Linked DNA regions of Homo sapiens: region 1 is linked to region 2. A link is an interaction called in ENCODE POLR2A ChIA-PET data of the cell type or tissue named here. Cell type or tissue: PC-9. All regions are shown on one strand. Each heading gives the region's core, and the rest is flanking DNA. Links, peaks and the distances in the headings are about the cores only. Region 1 overlaps PKN2-AS1 (PKN2 antisense RNA 1). Region 2 overlaps PKN2 (protein kinase N2).

The links. ChIA-PET counts read pairs that join two places held together with the same protein. Peaks named below come from ENCODE experiments on the same cell type or tissue, not always from the same donor. Only the 100,000 strongest peaks of a DNase experiment are listed, where the experiment ranks them.
Region 1: POLR2A ChIA-PET joins it to region 2 with 11 read pairs; 4 of 35 experiments call an interaction of 5 or more read pairs at or near these places.

The regions. Positions count from the first base shown.
Region 1 is chr1:88,650,986-88,659,603 of GRCh38, forward strand. The region is part of intron 1 of PKN2-AS1 (PKN2 antisense RNA 1); the gene reads right to left. Among named protein-coding and RNA genes, the nearest start is that of PKN2, 29 kb to the right of the region's middle. In PC-9, for the core only: CTCF peaks have their summits at 4,910 (motif pointing right) and 5,117; a DNase peak (open chromatin) is centred at 7,656.
Region 2 is chr1:88,727,502-88,736,119 of GRCh38, forward strand. All of the region lies in intron 1 of PKN2 (protein kinase N2), which reads left to right. Among named protein-coding and RNA genes, the nearest start is that of PKN2-AS1, 47 kb to the left of the region's middle. In PC-9, for the core only: no CTCF peak of the experiment used is centred there; no DNase peak of the experiment used is centred there; H3K27ac peaks cover 641 bases.

The sequences.
Region 1 (8,618 bases), core at 139-8,138, 77 kb before region 2:
TCCAAGCTTTCATGAATAAGAAACTAACAATGCCATTTATAGAAACCAGGAGGTCCAGAAGGGAGCTGATATGGAGACATTCAGATTTGAACATACAAAATTTAGGGTGACAAGATATCATCTAAGTTGAAAGGCTGAGAGTTAACAAATATTTATTGAACCCCTACATTGTGTTAAGACAACGTACTAGAGCCTGGGGATACTGCTGTGACAAGACAAGGCCCCTCCCCTCATGAAGCTTGGAGTCAGGCAACTAGAGGATTATGTAGATTAGAAGAAAGCCAATCTGCTAGACTTGGTGGCTAGAACCAGAATGATGGTCTATATTCTCTCTCTCTCTCTCTCTGTTTCAGTGGGGTTCTTTTTAAATTTAACCTTCTAAGAGATTCAGTTATTTATATTCAATCTCTCACCCCATTGAATGAATTACTATGCACAGTTGTTTTTCTTCACAGAGAATTAAAATAAAAAGTGCTTATTTAGGAAACCTAAAGAGACAGGGAGGTATTCCAAGTCAAGCGCTTGCTTGAGTTTGCTAACAATAGGAATTATCAAGCTCCCAGTCAAGAGACAGCATCAAAAAGAAGAAAAAAAAAACTGCACAACAACTTATTTGCTGATGGAGAAACCTCTGCTCCTCATATGCACATGCATCCCCTAGGCTGATGACAACTATTTGCAGCTTATGCTTGTCCCTGTCATTGGGCCTGGAGCTTAGTTTCAGAGTTAGAGGAACCAGGGCCTCCACTGTTTTTAGTGTATAGGTGCCCAAGGGCTAGATATGGCCTACAGGCCTATTCTATGTGGCCTATATAAGATTCTTACTTTGAGACAATACTTAAATTTCAGGTTTGGAATTCAGAGGTTACCCATAAAACTCAAGATATCCGGCTGCTCTTGAAAAATCAGAATGTATGTCAACATTTGGTCTGTTTTTCTGCTGACTATATTCGGCTGGAGTTAAGTTAGAACTGCTCCCATGTAGACACAGTCCGTACCCCTCATACAAAAAATACTTGGTATACCTCACTCCTTATGTTCTCTGTATGGCTCCCATAGTATTTGAACTCGTAACCTCTCAAATGTGTAGTTCTCTAGGGAAGTTCAGCAAACGTGCTTGCCTGGCAAGAGATAGTAGACCAAAAAACTATAGCTGCATCCAACATATTAAGAGGAATAAAAAAATGAAGGCAGTCTCCAATAACAAATAGGGGGCTCTTTCAGAAGAAAGATGCTTTGGTCATTAGCAAATGACACTTTGGGCATGTAATTTATATTTTCTGAAACTCAACTGCCTGATTTGTAAATTGAAACTAATAGGGATCTAGCAATCCCGCTACTGGTTATGTACCCAAAGGAAAGGAAATCAGTATATTGAAGGGATAGCTGCACTTCCATGTTCATTGCAGTATTATTTATAATAGTTAAGATAGGGAATAAGCCTAAGAAACATCTGTATTCCCATGTTCACTGAAGCATTATTTATAATAACTAAGAGAATCAGTCTAAGTGTCCATCAACAGATGAATATACCAAAAAACTGTGGTACATATACACAATGTAATCCTATTCACCCTTTTAAAAGAAGGAAATCCTGTCATTTGCCACAACATGGATAAATAAACCTGGAGGACATTAAGTGAAATAAGCCAGGCAATCAGAGACAAATAGCATAAGATCTCATATGTAGAATGTAAAAAAGTTGAACTCATAGAAGTAGACAGTATAATGGTGGTTACCAAAGGCTGGGGGTGGGGAGTAGGGGGGAAGATGTTGGTCAAAGGATATAAAATTTCAGTTAGACAGCAGGAATAAGTTCAAAAGATCTATTGTACAATATGATGACTATAGTTAATAACAAGGTATTGTATTCTTGAAAATTGCTTAGAGGGTAGCTTTTAAGTGTTCCTACCACACACGCACAAAAAATGTGTGATGTAATGCATATGTTAATTAGCTTGATTTAGTCATTTCACAAAATATACATATTTCAAAATGATGTTGTACATAATAAATACATAGTTTTTATTTGTCAATTAAAACGTTTTTAAAAGAAACTAACAGGATTCCACCCCCGCCCCCAAAAATTGCTGATGCCATTAAATGAGATCATGCTACATGAAATCCGTAGTACAGTGCCTGGCATTTATGATTGCTAAGTAAATAAAAATAATTGTTATAATTGTAGGCATTCTTTTCAGAGACAATCACAAACTTCAGGTGCAAATGCAAGCTGGTTTTAATTTTTTGTTGTTTGTTTGTTTTTGTTTGTTTGTTTGTTTTTGAGACTAAGTCTCACTCTGTCTCCCAGGCTGGAGGCAGTGGCGCAATCTCGGCTCACTGCAGCCTCTGCTTCCCAGGCTCAAGCAATTCTCTGCCTCAGCCTCCTGAGTAGCTAGGATTACAGGTGCCCACCACCATACCCGGCTAATTTTTGTATTTTTAGTAGAGACAGGGTTTCACCATCTTGTCCAGGCTGGTCTTGAACTCCTGACCTCATGATCTGCCCACATTGACCTCTCAAAGTGCTGGGATTACAGGCGTGAGCCACTGGCTGCAAGCTGGTTTTTCTGTGTACTTCACTTATGCGTGTCTATTGAACACCTACTATAGCTCCATGCAAGGCATTGGAAACACGTATAGAACAGACGTACTTCATGTCCTTGACATGAAGAATTGAAAAGGTTAGAGAAAAGTGTATTAATAGGAGAAAAGAGTTTCTGAAGTGGACAGTACCATCTAAGAAGAAAAATTGGAAGTAAAAGGCTGGGAAGAGGCAAAGAAAATTCAAGACCAGAGTCAAGAAAAGAGTATAAGCCGGGCCCACTGGCTCATGCCTGTAATCTCAACACTTTGAGAGGCAGAGACGGGTGGATCACCTGAGGTCAGGCGTTCAAGAACCAGCCTGGCCAACATGGTGAAACTCCATCTCTACAAAAACACAAAAATTAGCCACGCATGATGGTGGGTGCCTGTAATCCCAGATACTCAGGAGACTGAGGCAAGAGAATCACTTGAACCCGGGAGGCGGAGCTTGTAGTGAGCCGAGATCACACCATTGCACTCCAGCCTGGGTGACAGAGCAAGACTCCATCTTGGAAAAAAAAAAAAGAAAAAGAAAGAAAAAAGTGTATATAAAGATACCACAAAAGGATGAAAGGCAAAGAATAAGTCTCTTCCTATGTTGAATTTGGATACAATATTTCATCCTCCACAGAATAATGAGCATCCACAGATAATGACTCTGTAACAAGTAACCCTTACACAGTACTTACTACACACCAAGCAGTATTCCAGCTATTAATACTTTATACATATTAGTTCATATACTTTGCAGAACAACTTTTAAGATAGCTTCTTTTATTTCGCTTTTACAAATGTATAAAAACTGGCTCACGGAAGTCAATAATTTGCCCAAAGTTATTCAACTAACAAATTGGTAGAGATAAGCTTTAAAACTGGGAATTCTGGCTCCACGGTCAATGTTTTTAAGCTTTCTGATATGTTTAAGGTAATCTGCAATTAGATCCTGGAAAAAAAGGTATTTTCATGGCTGACACCCTTCCAAAAAATGTAGTCTAACATGCTCAACCCAGCATGCTGTTTTCCTAGAATATGTATACAAGTAGACTAATGGAATCTGTCCTTCCATGTTTTCTGATCAAACTTTTGCTTTGCTGTCAGAAAAGACTAAAATCAAATCATGGTTTTGAAGTGCTGAGGAGGAAATAAACAGACATTGGGGCATGCCCAGGAGCAAGCACACTATTTCTCCTTTCCAGTGAGTGCTGAAATTCTGAGAAAGAGAGCTGAATTTGGAAAGTGAATGACTGACCATATCAATAATGTTTAAGTCGGGCATGGTGGCAGGTGCCTGTAGTCCCAGCTACTCGGGAGGCTGAGATGGGAAGATTGTGTGAGCCCAGAAGTTTGATTGAGTCCAGCCTGGGCAACACAGGGAGTCTCCATCTCTAAAATAATAAAATAGTTATAATAATATGTAAAAAAAATAATGTGGTAGAATGGGATTTGGATTGTTGTCCCTCCCAGGGTGGGAACACTTCACTGAGTCAGAGAAGCAGGAGATTCCCAATGTCTTGCCAAACTATCTGAGTACTTGGCAGAGTTCAATTAAACACCAAAAAAAAAAAATCACAAATACAGAAAATGAAGTCAATAATGATACTAAAAAATTTTTTATGGGAGTACTTATTCTGTGTCAGGTGCAATTCCAAGTGCTTTCCAGGCAGTATCTCATTTAACTTTATAACTCTGTGAGAGAGATAGTATTTTCATTTCATAAATGAAGAAACCAAGGCACAAAGGTCATACAGCTAATAAACACTTTGCAGAATTTGAACTCAAGTAGCCTGGCTTAGAGCCCATTGTTAACCACGGCAATGTATTACATTCAGGTAAACATGTAATCTTGATTTCTAAATATCTTTTGGCTAGGTTGATATTTTTATACAACTTAGAACATTTCTCAGGCCTTATTAAGGCCTGAATCAAAAAACCCATGATCTTAACTGCAGAGGGGTTGATCTCCCTATTAACATTTATCTCCTATTAACTCGGGCCAGGCCTAAACTTTCAGGGTGATATATAATTTTAGGTTGGGTATAGCTACAGGTATAAATGTTGATGCTAATTCCTAGGCTGATTGAGAAAGACATAATATGAAATTTGAGTTGGTTACAGATGTGTCTTCACGTTTATTTAGATTCATTAAGTAGTGGTTTTCTTTCCATGTTGTGTAAATTTTGTTATTTTAAATGGCACAATAAGATAGTAAGTCCATTAAATACTTTTTTCTACCTACCAGAACAAAATTTGAATAGAATCTTCAACGTGAAAAACTAAAATCTCTTCACTAAAGTCATATAACGGTTCACCACTAGGTGGAGCAACTAAATTTTAAATTTTTTTTGTTCACAGCAAACCTTTAAGCTTGTTTTTAATTTAGTCCTGATTTTAGGTCACTTATTTAACTGCTCCCTTTTCTTATTCTTTATCAGGTGTTTAGAAGCATATTATAATCTCTAATACAGAAAATGTAATAAAAACAATGCTACTATTAGTGCATTGAATGCTTGTAAACAAAGTTTTCTGAGACAAAAGGAACCTAAAAAAGATTGACCATAGGCAATGGAATTAAAGCAAAATAAAAAATTTTAACTTAAATGAATTTTAACATGTTTAACAATGATATTCACTGTTTTCCTATCTGCAATCCACTATCCCACAATGTTACCCATCCAGGTAAACCAAGCAAAAAGACCTCTTACCTACCAAAACAAGTATTACACAATTTGTGAATATATAGCCTCGTGCATATATGATTCCGTGCATGCACCAAACAATACAAGTCCTGGCTGAAAGACTCAGGATGATGTTTAATAGTGTGACACAAGAAACACAACAGTTTAGGCTTAGTGATTCCTGTGCAATTCAGAGAGTTTTTATAGACCACGTGTATTATTCTCTTTCACTAAAACCAAAGCAATCATTCATTCATTTAATAAGTATTTATTGAGAGACTTCTATGTGCTGAGCCTCATAATCTCCAGTCACTTTCATCACAGAGAGAAAAGATATTGTCTCAGAATTAGTTCAAGGCTGATCATGCCCTGAAATTTGCAGCCTTGCATAGGTCTGCTGTGGACCAACAAGGAGGAAGGATAGCTAGAATTAATAACTGCTGAAGCTTGTGAAAATCAGGATGATGAAAGAAAAGAATCTAAACTGAACAAGGACAGAGATGTTTCCTTTATCCTCTATTGACTAAAGTTGGCACCAGTTGCTGTACTTAGAACATTAGAAATCAACATGAGAACTACACAGAATATTATTTAAAATTTATTCTGGGCATCACTTGCTACTTGCAAGTTATATACTCGTATTTCAGGCCAAGCCATTTTCATGTTTTTGTCACTATTATAAAGACTTAAATTAAATACGACTTTGTATAACATTAAAATTATTTGTCTAGGCCGGGTGCAGTAGCTCACGCCTGTAATCCCAGTACTTTGGGAGGCCAAGGCGGGTGGATCACGAGGTCAGGAGATCGAGACCATCCTAGCTAACACGGTGAAACTCCGTCTCTACTAAAAATACAAAAACAAAATTAGCCGGGCGTGGTGGCGGGCACGCCTGTAGTCCCAGCTACTCGGGAGGTTGAGGCAGGAGAATGGCGTGAACCCGGAAGGCGGAGCTTGCAGTGAGCAGAGATCGCGCCACTGCACTCCAGCCTGGGCGACAGAGTGAGACTCCCTCTCAAAAAAAAAAAAAAAAAAAAAAAAAAAAAAAAAAAAAAAAAAAAAAAATTATTTGTCTAGACTGATAATTGGGGTCAAGATTTTGTTAATCATAAGGACCGGGTCAGATAAGCATCACTTTAAAAAAAAAAAAAATGATTCCTCATTAAAGCTTTTTCCTGCCTGAATAGGACAGCCACATTAATGCTCAAAAACTTTACTAATTAGGCTTTTTGGTTATGCACTCACAGACTATGCAATTTTATCTTATTTATTTTTAAAAATTAATTATTATTTTTTTTCTTTCAAGAGAGAGGGTCTGTCTGTCACCCAGTCAGGAGTGCAGGGGCACAATCTTAGCTCACTGCAGACTCCAACTCCTGGCCTCAAGTGATCCTTCTACCTCAGTCTCCTGAGTAGCTGTAACTACAGGTGCATGCCACCACACTCGGCTGAATTTTTATCTTATTTAGAGTTCGAAGGAGTTGATTGTCTGTTTTCCAAGTCCTTAGGAGATCTGAAATAGCAAATGAGAAAGAGGATAACAATAACAGACATTTATTGAGCACCTATTATTTTCAGGGCATTGCTTTAAGCATTTTATTTCACTTAATCTTCCTGGCAACCTTATGACGTAGGTACTACTATTATCTGCCACTTCATACATGAGAAAACTGAAGAGCAGAAAGGTTAAGTAACTTGCCCACAGTTACGTGGCTTTTATATGGCAGATCTGAGATTTCCACCCAAACAGCCTGGCTCCAGACTCACTATGAAAACCACTACCTATACTATGAAGAAAGACTGTTAACTGGCAGACTCATAGACAGCAGCAAGAAATGACCATTACTAACCTGACAGCAAGGAAGAGATGAAACATGAAGAACAGCTAAAGGAATTCAAAGTGCACAGCAACCTAGGGTCATTTTAAACACCAGTAAACTGCTCTTTAAATACATGTTTTTCCAGATTTTCCAGGACAATTCAGATTTTACATATTTCTATAACCCCTACAAGGACACTCAAAAATTTCCCACTGTTTTTCTGTTTTCAACTCGGAAAATATAGTTACTACTCAAAGCTTACTTGGCATGTAGGACAGTCTAGCAATGATTACAATGCAGCTCAGATACTATGAGAGTCTATGTGTGAATCCAACTGTATCCTGGTAGGAAACATCATGGACTCCTAAGTTCTCTGAGAGTCATTTGTGTGCCCCCTCCTCCCCAAACTAGGGACCCTGAGATAATAGCCCCGCTTTATCCTAATGAGAGGCTGGAGTCTAAAGAGTACATGCAGATAGATAGCCTCCACTAAGGGGAAGGCTTACAGAGAAGATACCATAAATCTTTTTAAGATGGCAGGGCATGTGCCCCACCCGACCAGGAGAACTAGAGTTACTGGATTTGTGGGTATGCATAGCATACTAAGGAGTCAGTCCTTACAGACAGTAATGTGGCTTAGACCCGATCATATGTCTCAGATGAGGAAAGGTAAAAGCTGTGAAAACACAGCCCCACTCCTATGAGACAAGCAGAAGCAAGAGAACATTGGTATGCTACTATCTGGATCCACTGGGATCGACATCCTGAGCCAACTTTTCAGGGTGAGTCCCCCTTTCTCCTAAAACAGAAAAAGAACTAGAGAGCCTTTGGGGAGCTCTATAAACTCTCTAGAGAAAGACAAATATTTCAATATACAAATGATGCCAAGAGAATGGGTTGGGTACATGCATGGGTCCAGGTTTTATGATCCCTAAAGCTAACGTAATTTAGGAATACATTTTTTAAGAAAACACAAAATGATGAATACAAAAAATTAGGTTCAAAAATGAAAACTCATAGACAAGGAGAAATCACAACAAATTACAAGTCTTGAAAAACTGACAGATACCACAAACATCCAGAAAAATAACATAATATTTTACTAATTAATTTCAAAACATAATCTGTAATGCTTTTTCCACATTTTAGGACCGTTATCAAATTTGGAAAATATTGAGCTTTTATCATAAATCAGCTGTAAGATTTCAGGAAAATTCAAGTTTTCTTGGCAAGGACTAAAGTAAAGAATTCTTTGAATTCACAACACTCTAATCGTATTGCTGGGGTCTTAGAAGCAGCCCAGACAGGTGGTGAGCCTAAAAACTTAAGCTTCAATAACTTCAAGATAAACCCACTTCTCTATGAGCAGACAATTTCCAATGCAGATTTGAGAACCAGTAGAAAGCTCAGTAGTGAATATTTCTGTGTGGGCAATAGAAGCTAGCTGTCTACTGGAAGACTTCCACAGGTAGCCATTTGGAGACTTTGGGAATCACTTCATGTTTCAACAAAGTAAGCCACACAGCATCAGCAGCAA
Region 2 (8,618 bases), core at 468-8,467:
ACCTGTGTTTTAAATTTTTGTGTGTAGACCATTTGTATTTAAAGTGATTATTGGTATGTGAGGGCTTAAGTTTGCTATTTTATTGTTTTCTGTTCATTCCCATTTCCCTTTTCTTGACCTGTGGGCTACATGTGTATTTTTTTAGAATTCCATTTTGATTTCTTACAGTGTTTCTCCGTATATCACTCTTTTTTTGTTTTGTAGTTCCTTTGGGTATTATAATATGCATGTGTAATTTATCAGATTATTAGTATTGACATTCTCCACATAGGTGAAGTGTACAAATCTTCCATTTTAATCTACACTTTTTTCTTCCAATTTGATAATACTAACCGGACCACCTACTCTTGCCAGATGGGAAGTCCAGATCCCCACTCAGCACCCTCTAACAGCAAGGTAGGAAGCATCTGAGATGCCTGGCTGCGGTAGGGTTGGTATTTCAAAAAGATTTCTGTCTTACTGGGCTGCCCTGTTTTGCAGTTATTTGGCTAAAGAGAGCAGGTTTTTCTTGGGGCTTTTTTTTTTTTTTTTTTATTCTTTGGTTTTGGGTTACAGACTTCTGGCACAATCTGGAGAAGTCTATTAAAGGAAAACCCAGAGAATTCATATCTTGTCTTCCTCAAGACCTGAAGTTCCTAACTGGTCTGTTTTTTTCCTTCTACCTTCTCTGCTGTATTAAGTCCAGGGTGTTTAGTTGAATTTATGTGGGCTGGAGTGAAGAGATATAAGCCTACTCAATCTTGTTGAGAACCAGAAATTTGACAGTTAATTTTTGTTTTGGTTCTTCAAGCAGGCACATGTTTCTTTTTCTCCTTTTGGATAACTCAGTCATCTCTCAGGTCTCAATAAATACTACTTTTCTGGAGAAGGAAAATAAATACTACTTTTCTTGATATTTTAACCTAAATTACAAGCAGGTTTTTCATTCTTTGCTGTTATCAAAATTTTTAATTGTGGTTTGCTTATCTAATGTCTTTCTTCTCACTAGACATACACTCCTGAGTGTAAGGGTTATTTTGTTTTTGTTTTTTTAATGGACTTTATTCTTGAACAGGTTTAGATTTACAGAAAAATAGATAACCATATAACTACTGTACTTTCGTTGATAAAGTTGTTTCCCATGGGGGCATGGGTTAACAGTTCTGATCCTGCTATACGTTTTACTGGAATTGAATGATTCAGTAAATGGATGGTAGATGGTAGGAGCCAGGTTTCTCACTGTTGGAGTTGGGATTTACAGATAATCAACGGGAGGAGGCTAGAGTGATCTGTGTTTTGATAGATTCAAGTTGGAGACGTCATTATGAACTCATATTTAGCTTAATATAGATCATGTCTTTTTCCCCCCACAAGTCTATAGCCAATGTCCAGTGATGTTATTAACATCCCCATCTTTTTTTTTTTTTTTTTTTAGATGGAGTTTCGCTCTTGTGCCCAGGCTGGAGTGCAATGACACGATCTCGGCTCACCACAATCTCTGCCTCCTGGGTTCAAGCGATTCTCCTGCCTCAGCCTCCTGAGTAGCTGGGATTACAGGCATGTGCCACCATGCCCGGCTAATTTTGTATTTTTAGTAGAGATGGGGTTTCTCCATGTTGGCCAGGCTGGTCTTGAACTCCTGACCTCAGGTGATCTGCCCGCCTCGTCCTCCCAAAGTGTTGGGATTACAGGCATGAGCCACTGCGCCCAGCCAACATTTCCGTCTTTTAAATTAAATTGTTACAGTTGTTATCCAGTAGGAGTCCACAGAAAGTAATCGATAATAATTGTATTTGAAAAGACTGCTTAGAGCTATCATCATTTCTTGCCTAGATTAGTACAATAGCCTCTTTATTATGTGTCTATTGCAGCATAGCAAGCTCATCTCAAGATTCTTCGGGTATACTAGGTGTTTCTTTTCCTGGTCTCAACTGGGCTCACTTATGCAGCTGTATTCAGCTGGTGGCTAAGCTGGACTGGAATGCCTACTGTGGCTTCACTCACATGTCTGGTGCCTCAGCTGGAAAGCTTTTGTTCTCATACACATGGCCTCTTTCCACATGGTTTCTCTCGTCTTCCATGTTGTCTCTCTTTCAAGCAGGATAGTTTGGACTTCTTTATATAGCAGTTGGTTTCTAAGAGCAAAAACAAGCTATGAGCTCTCTTGAAGCCTGTACTTGGAACTCCTGCACATCAGTAGAATGTCACTTTAGTCAGAGTCCCTCAGAAGACTACCCTCAGAGTCCATGTGGAAGGGTGTGAATGCAAAGAGGCAGGATTCACTTGAGGCCATTTTGTAACAATGCACCATAGCTTCGCAACATGTTGCCCTGCCTCCCTTGAAATCTATTATTTCTTAACACAGGTCAGACTATATCATTTCTTTGCTGAAACCCTGCCCTGAGTTTCCATTTCATTCAAAGTAAAAACCAAAGTCTTCTTTGGGAGGCCAAGGCGGGCGGATCACGAGATCAGGAGAGCGAGACCATCCGGTTTACACAGTGAAACCCCGTCTCTACTAAAAATACAAAAAAATTAGCCGGGTGTGGTGGTGGGCGCCTGTAGTCCCAGCTACTCCGGAGGCTGAGGCAGGAGAATGACGTAAACCCGGGAGGCGGAGCTTGCAGTGAGCGGAGATTGTGCCACTGCACTCCAGCCTGGGCGACAGAACGAGACTCCGTCTCAAAAAAAAAAAAACACCAGTCTTTATATGGCCTACAGGGCCCTATATGATCTTGCCTTAACCAAATAGGGATTTATTTTCCATCTGAAACAAGAAGTAGAAAGGTAGCCAGTCTAGGGCTTGTGTAGCAGTTCAGTAAGGCCATCAGGGACCCAGAAACAAGAAGTAGAAAGGTAGCCAGTCTAGGGCTTGTATAGCAGTGCCCAGTAAGGCCATCAGGGACCCAGGCTCTCTCTCTTTCTGCTCTGCCATCCTTAGTGTATTGGGTTTTGTCCTGTTTGTTCCTCGTTACAAGATGACTGCTGTACTTTCAAGCCTTGGGTCTGCATTCTTGGCAAATAGAAAAGGAGAAGTAAAAGCTTTCATCAAAATCCTGGATTTAGTTCTCTTTGATGAAACTTGGTAATGTGGTTACTTCTGGCTGCAGGAGAGCCTGGTGAAATGAGAATTTTAGCTGTAGACATTGTTTCATCTAACAAAATGGGAGGTTTTCTTTTTTATTATTGTTTTTTAAGTGAGGATAATAGGAGGATGCTATTATGTAGGCACCCAGCACTATCTGCTTCAGTACCAACTATGTGCCAGAAACTGTACTGTTGCTATGAAAGCATATTTTTTCAGTGGGCATGGCCGTTATGAGACTTAAAAATAATATGGTCAGGCAGTTATAATAATTCCATTTCACAGATGAGGAAATCGAAGCTTTAGCATGATTGCAGTATCAGAATTTATACATGGTCATTCTGATGCCAAATGCTTCATTATTTCCATAACACAACATTCTAACTGAGCCTTCTGTTCAAAACAAACAAACAAAAAACACAATATGGCCTACATTTGTGTGAAGCCTTTGCTGCTCTTTCAAATTATATTTGGTTTTCATGTCTGTCTTCTTTAATAAATTGAATACCAGAAAGAAAGAAGGATCAGGTCATTTTTATCTTTATATTTCATTACCTAGAACTCAATGCATGTTTTGAATAAAGTTTTTTTTTAAACCTTGTATGATAGGGAAACCGAAAGATAGATAAGCAAACAGGTACAGATAAGTAGGATAATACGCTTGAATTGGATAGCCAGTACACTGGGCTTGTGTTTGAACTGGTTTCTTGCTTTCTAGTTGAGAGCACTTTCCTTTTGAGGCACAGAATGTTGGATTAGGATGAAATTAGAGAAGAAGAAATGTGTTCTGCTAATATCCCTGGCTTAAGGCAGGTAATATCTATTAATGCAAATCAATCTGGTCAAGATGTAGTTCAAATATAGATAAACGGGTATTTCAGAGGGCCCCTGGAAGAAGATGGTATGGAGTAAATAAAAACGCAATTTACCAGGAGTCAGAAGGACTAGTAAGCTGAACCCAGCCAGGTCTCTGACAGCTGGTTGCTTAGCTGCTTTAAGCATGCTTTCCCCAAGACTAAAATCAAGAAAGTTAGACTAAATGGTTTTTGAAATTCCTTCTAGCTAACATAGTATATGAATCATTGTATCCAGTGAGTTTTTATGGGTACTCTAACATTTCTTGGCATCTATCAGGTCAGACTGTTTTATATTTCTGAAATGTAGAGAGAGTAACAGCTTTTTCACTACTCTGGGAACTGGGCCAGTGAGGAGTAAACATCCTCTCCTGTCTCTCCCTAAATGAAGTACTTGGTCACGAGTGACAGTCCATTTTCATTTTGTTCTTTGAATCTGGTCTTGTTCTTATTTCAGTGTTTTTCTTAACTTTACTGTGAGTTTGTTGAAGTATATTAAATTGAAAATGTCAGTTTATGTTTGAGTCTAAAAATAAGAATTTCATTATTGTACAAAGTAAAAGTCATTGTATTTACCAAATACATATTATCACATTTGTGTATTTGAAATACTTGACTGGCACATGAGGTAATTTAATTACAATGTACTGTGTAGTCTGTAGTTTGGTCCCTTGTAGTAGAATTGTGTTGAATGAAAGTGGCAAGGTTAAGTAGCAGATATAATGTAGTATAAGATATGATTATAAGCTTTTACATTTTCCACAATTGAAATAAAGTTAATATTACTTTTGGTTCTTTTGGTTTCTTTTAAATAATGTCTTTTCCTTATTAGGCAAGGTTAAAAAAAGAAGTGGAGAAAATTTTATTGTCAAAAAAATAGAGAAAACATGGAAAACTTTGAAAAATAAAATGGAAATCCCTCTTAATTTATCTTTCCCTCTATTTTTAAAGTTCTTATTTTTAACATAACTTGAAATAAAAGTGTGTTTACACAGCAGTATATCAGCTGCATATACTGCTGTTAACTAATCAAGGGCACAAATAAGGGAAACCTTTCTTTATTCGCTAGCTGACTTGAAATTCTTTTGTTATGACACTTAGGTAGCATCTTGAACTTTCTCTTTTCTAAAGTTGGTTTAAAGCCCTGATATTTGTAAGCTTTATAAGGGAGTCTGTCTGTGCCCAATACAGTGCATTGAACATATTATTAATTTTAAAATTATTGAATTGACCATTCTATATAACAAAAATTTCTAATTATTATCTTAGGTTAGATTTCTTGAGTTTTATAATTCTATGTCAAAGAGAAACACTATTTTTAAATTTCTTGTTTTATATTCCCAACTTTTTAAATGAAGTCTTGTAAGTGGATAAATAAAATATAGTATATATACACAATGGAATATTATTCAGTCATAAATAATGAAATCTTGTCATTTCAGACAACGTGAATGTACCTAGAGGACACTAAGCCAGGCACAGAAAGACAAATACCACATGATCTCATTCATAGGTGGAATCTAAAAGGTTGTTCTCATAGAGGTAGAGAGTAGAATGGTAGTTATGAGAGGACGAGAGGGGAGCAGGGAAAAACGGGTAGGGAAGGATGGGTTAATGGGTACAAAAAAGTTGGGAATATGTAACAAGAAACATAAAAATAGTTATTCTCTTTGATAGACATTTAGGTTGATTCCATATCTTGGCTATTGTGAATAATGCTGTAATAAACATAGGAGTGCAGATATCTGTAAAACATACTGATTTCATTTTCTTTGGATATATATACCCAGTAGTGGGATTTATCGGATCATGTGGTAGTTCTGTTTAAAATTTTTTGAGTAGCCTTCATGCTGTTTTCCATAATGGCTATACATTCCCACCAGCAGTGTATAAGGGTTCCCTTTTATCCATACCCTCATCAACACCTGCTATCTTTTGATTTTTTGAGAGTACCTATTCTAACTAGAGTGATGTGATATCTCATTATAGTTTTGACTTGCATTTTTTGATGATTAGTGATGTTGAACATTTTTTCATACACCTGTGGGTTGTTTGTATGTTCTTTTTTTGGAGAAATGTCTATGTAGGCCTTTTGCCCATTTTTTGATCAGGTTATTTGTTTGTTATTGAGTGTTTGAGTTCTTTATATTTGGGTATTAACCCTTTATCAGTTGTGTAGTTTGTAAATGTGTTCTCCCAGTCTATGACTGGCATCCTTGCTCTGTTGATTGTTACCTTTACTATGCAGAAGATTTTTAGTTTGATACAATTCCATTTGTCTATACAGGTTAAATATCCTGTATCTGAAATGCTTACAACCAGAGTGTTTTGGATTTGGGATTTTTTCAGGTTCTGGAATATTTGCATTATACTTAGTGGTTGAGCATTCCAAATCAAATTTTGAAAATTCAAAACGTTCCAATAAGCATTTAGTTCGAGTATCATGTTGGCAATCAAAAGGTTTCATAGTGGCTCACGCCTATAATCCCAACAATTTGGGGGGGTCAAGGCAGGAGGATCACTTGATGCCATCAGTTCAAGACCAGCCTGGGCAATGTAGCAAGACCCTGTCTTTACAAAAGATAAAAATTAGCTAGGCATAGTGGAGCCCACCTGTAGTCTTAGCTACTTGGGAGGCTAAGGTGGGAGGATCACTTGAGCTCAATGTTTCAAGGTTGCTAATGAGCAATGATTGTACCACTGCACTCCAGCCTGGGTAACAGAGTGAGACCCTATCTTTAAAAAAAAAAAAAAAAAATTTGGAGCGTTTTAGAGTTTTGGATTTAGAATGCTCAAACTGTTTTTGCTTTTGTTGCCCATGCTTTTCAGGTTTTGTCCAAAATATTCTTGCCTAGACCAGTGACATGGAGCTTTCCCCTATATTTCCTCCATATTTTCTTCTTGTGATTTTGTAGTTTGGGGTCTTACATTTAAGTCTTTAATCCATTTTGAGTTGAGTTTTGTCTGTGGTGAGAGATAAGAATCTAATTTCATTCTCTCATGTGGATATCCAGTTTTCCCAACACCACTTGTTGCCCTTTTCCCATTGAGTGTACTTGGCCCCTTTGTCAAGAATTAATAAACTGTAGATAGATGATTTATTTCTGGACTGTCTTCTGTTCCATTGATTTGTGTGTCTTTTTTATACCAGTAGCATGCTATTTTGATTACTATAGCTATGTAATGTGTTTTGAAGTCAAGTAGTATGATGCCTCCAGCTTTGTTCTTTTTGCTTTAGATTACTTTGGCTATTTATGTTCTCTTGTTGTCTTTCTTTATGGTTAGGTGATTTTCTCTAGTAATGTGTTTTGATGGTTTCCCTGTTATTTTTGGTGTATTTCTTATAGGTTTTTGCTTTGCAGTTACCATGAAGCTTATGAAAAAAATCTTAAAATGAGATATTTGAAACTGATAGCAACCCAACTTTGATTGTAAAGATAGGAAAAGAAAGAAAAAGCAAACTCTACTTTTAACTCCATTTTCTCCCACATTTGTAATTTTTGATGTCCCATTTTACATCTTATATTACCCATCTCTTGGCAAATTAAAATAGTTATTATTTAATAGTTTTGTCTTTTAGCCTTCATATTAAAGATACAAGTGCTTTATGTATCACATTTATAGTATTATAGTATTCCATCTTCCAGTATACTTACTAGTGAGTTTTATACCTTTAAGATGTTTTCTTGTTACACATTAGAGTCTCTTTCTTCATTTAAAGAACTGTTTTTAGCATTTTTTGTTTGCTTGTATGTTCGAGACAGGGTCTCACTCTGTCCTTCAGGCTAGAGGGCGGTGGTGCGATCATGGCTCACTGCAGTCTTGATCTCATGGACTTGAATGATCCTCCCACCCCAGCCTCCCAAGTATCTGGGACTACAGCCACACGCCACCACACCCAGCTGATTTTTTAATTTTCATTTTTAGTAGAGTCAAAGTCTTGGTATGCCACCCAAGGCCTTGAGCTCCTGAGCTCAAGCAGTCCTTCCACCTTGGCCACCCAAAGGGCTGAGATTACAGATGTGAACCATTGTTCCTGGCCTATTTTTTTTTAACATTTCTTGTAAGACATATCTGATGATGATAAATTCTCTTAGTTTTCATTTGTCTGGCAAAGTCTTTATCTCTGCTTTATTTCTAAAGGATAGCTGTGCTGGGTACAGTATTCTTGGTTGACAGCCCACCCCCCCCCCCCCCACCCCCAATCTTTTTTTTTCTTTAACAATTTGAATATATCATCTCACTCATCCTGACTTATAAGGTTTCTGCTGAGAAGTCTATTGCTAGACAGATTGGGACTTCCTTATATGTTATTTGCTGCTTTTGTTGCTTTCAAAATATTTTTGTCTTTGATCTTTGAGAATTTGATTATGGTATTTCTTGGGGTACACTTATTTGGGCTGTATCTGATTGGTAACCTTTGACCTTTCTGTACCTGGATAATTTGTATCTTTCTCTAGTTTTGGGAAGTTTTGTGTTATTATCTCTTTGAATAAGCTTTCTTCCCATTTGTCATTCTCAATTCCCTCTTGAAGCCCAGTAACCCAAATATTTGCTCTTTTGATACTGTTGCATTGTTCTGTAAACTTCTTCATTCCCTTTTACCCTTTTTTTAATTGTTTCTCCTCCAGCTATGTGTTTTCAAATAGCTTGTCTTCAAGCTCAGATTTTTGTATCTGATAGATTCTGCTGTTGATATT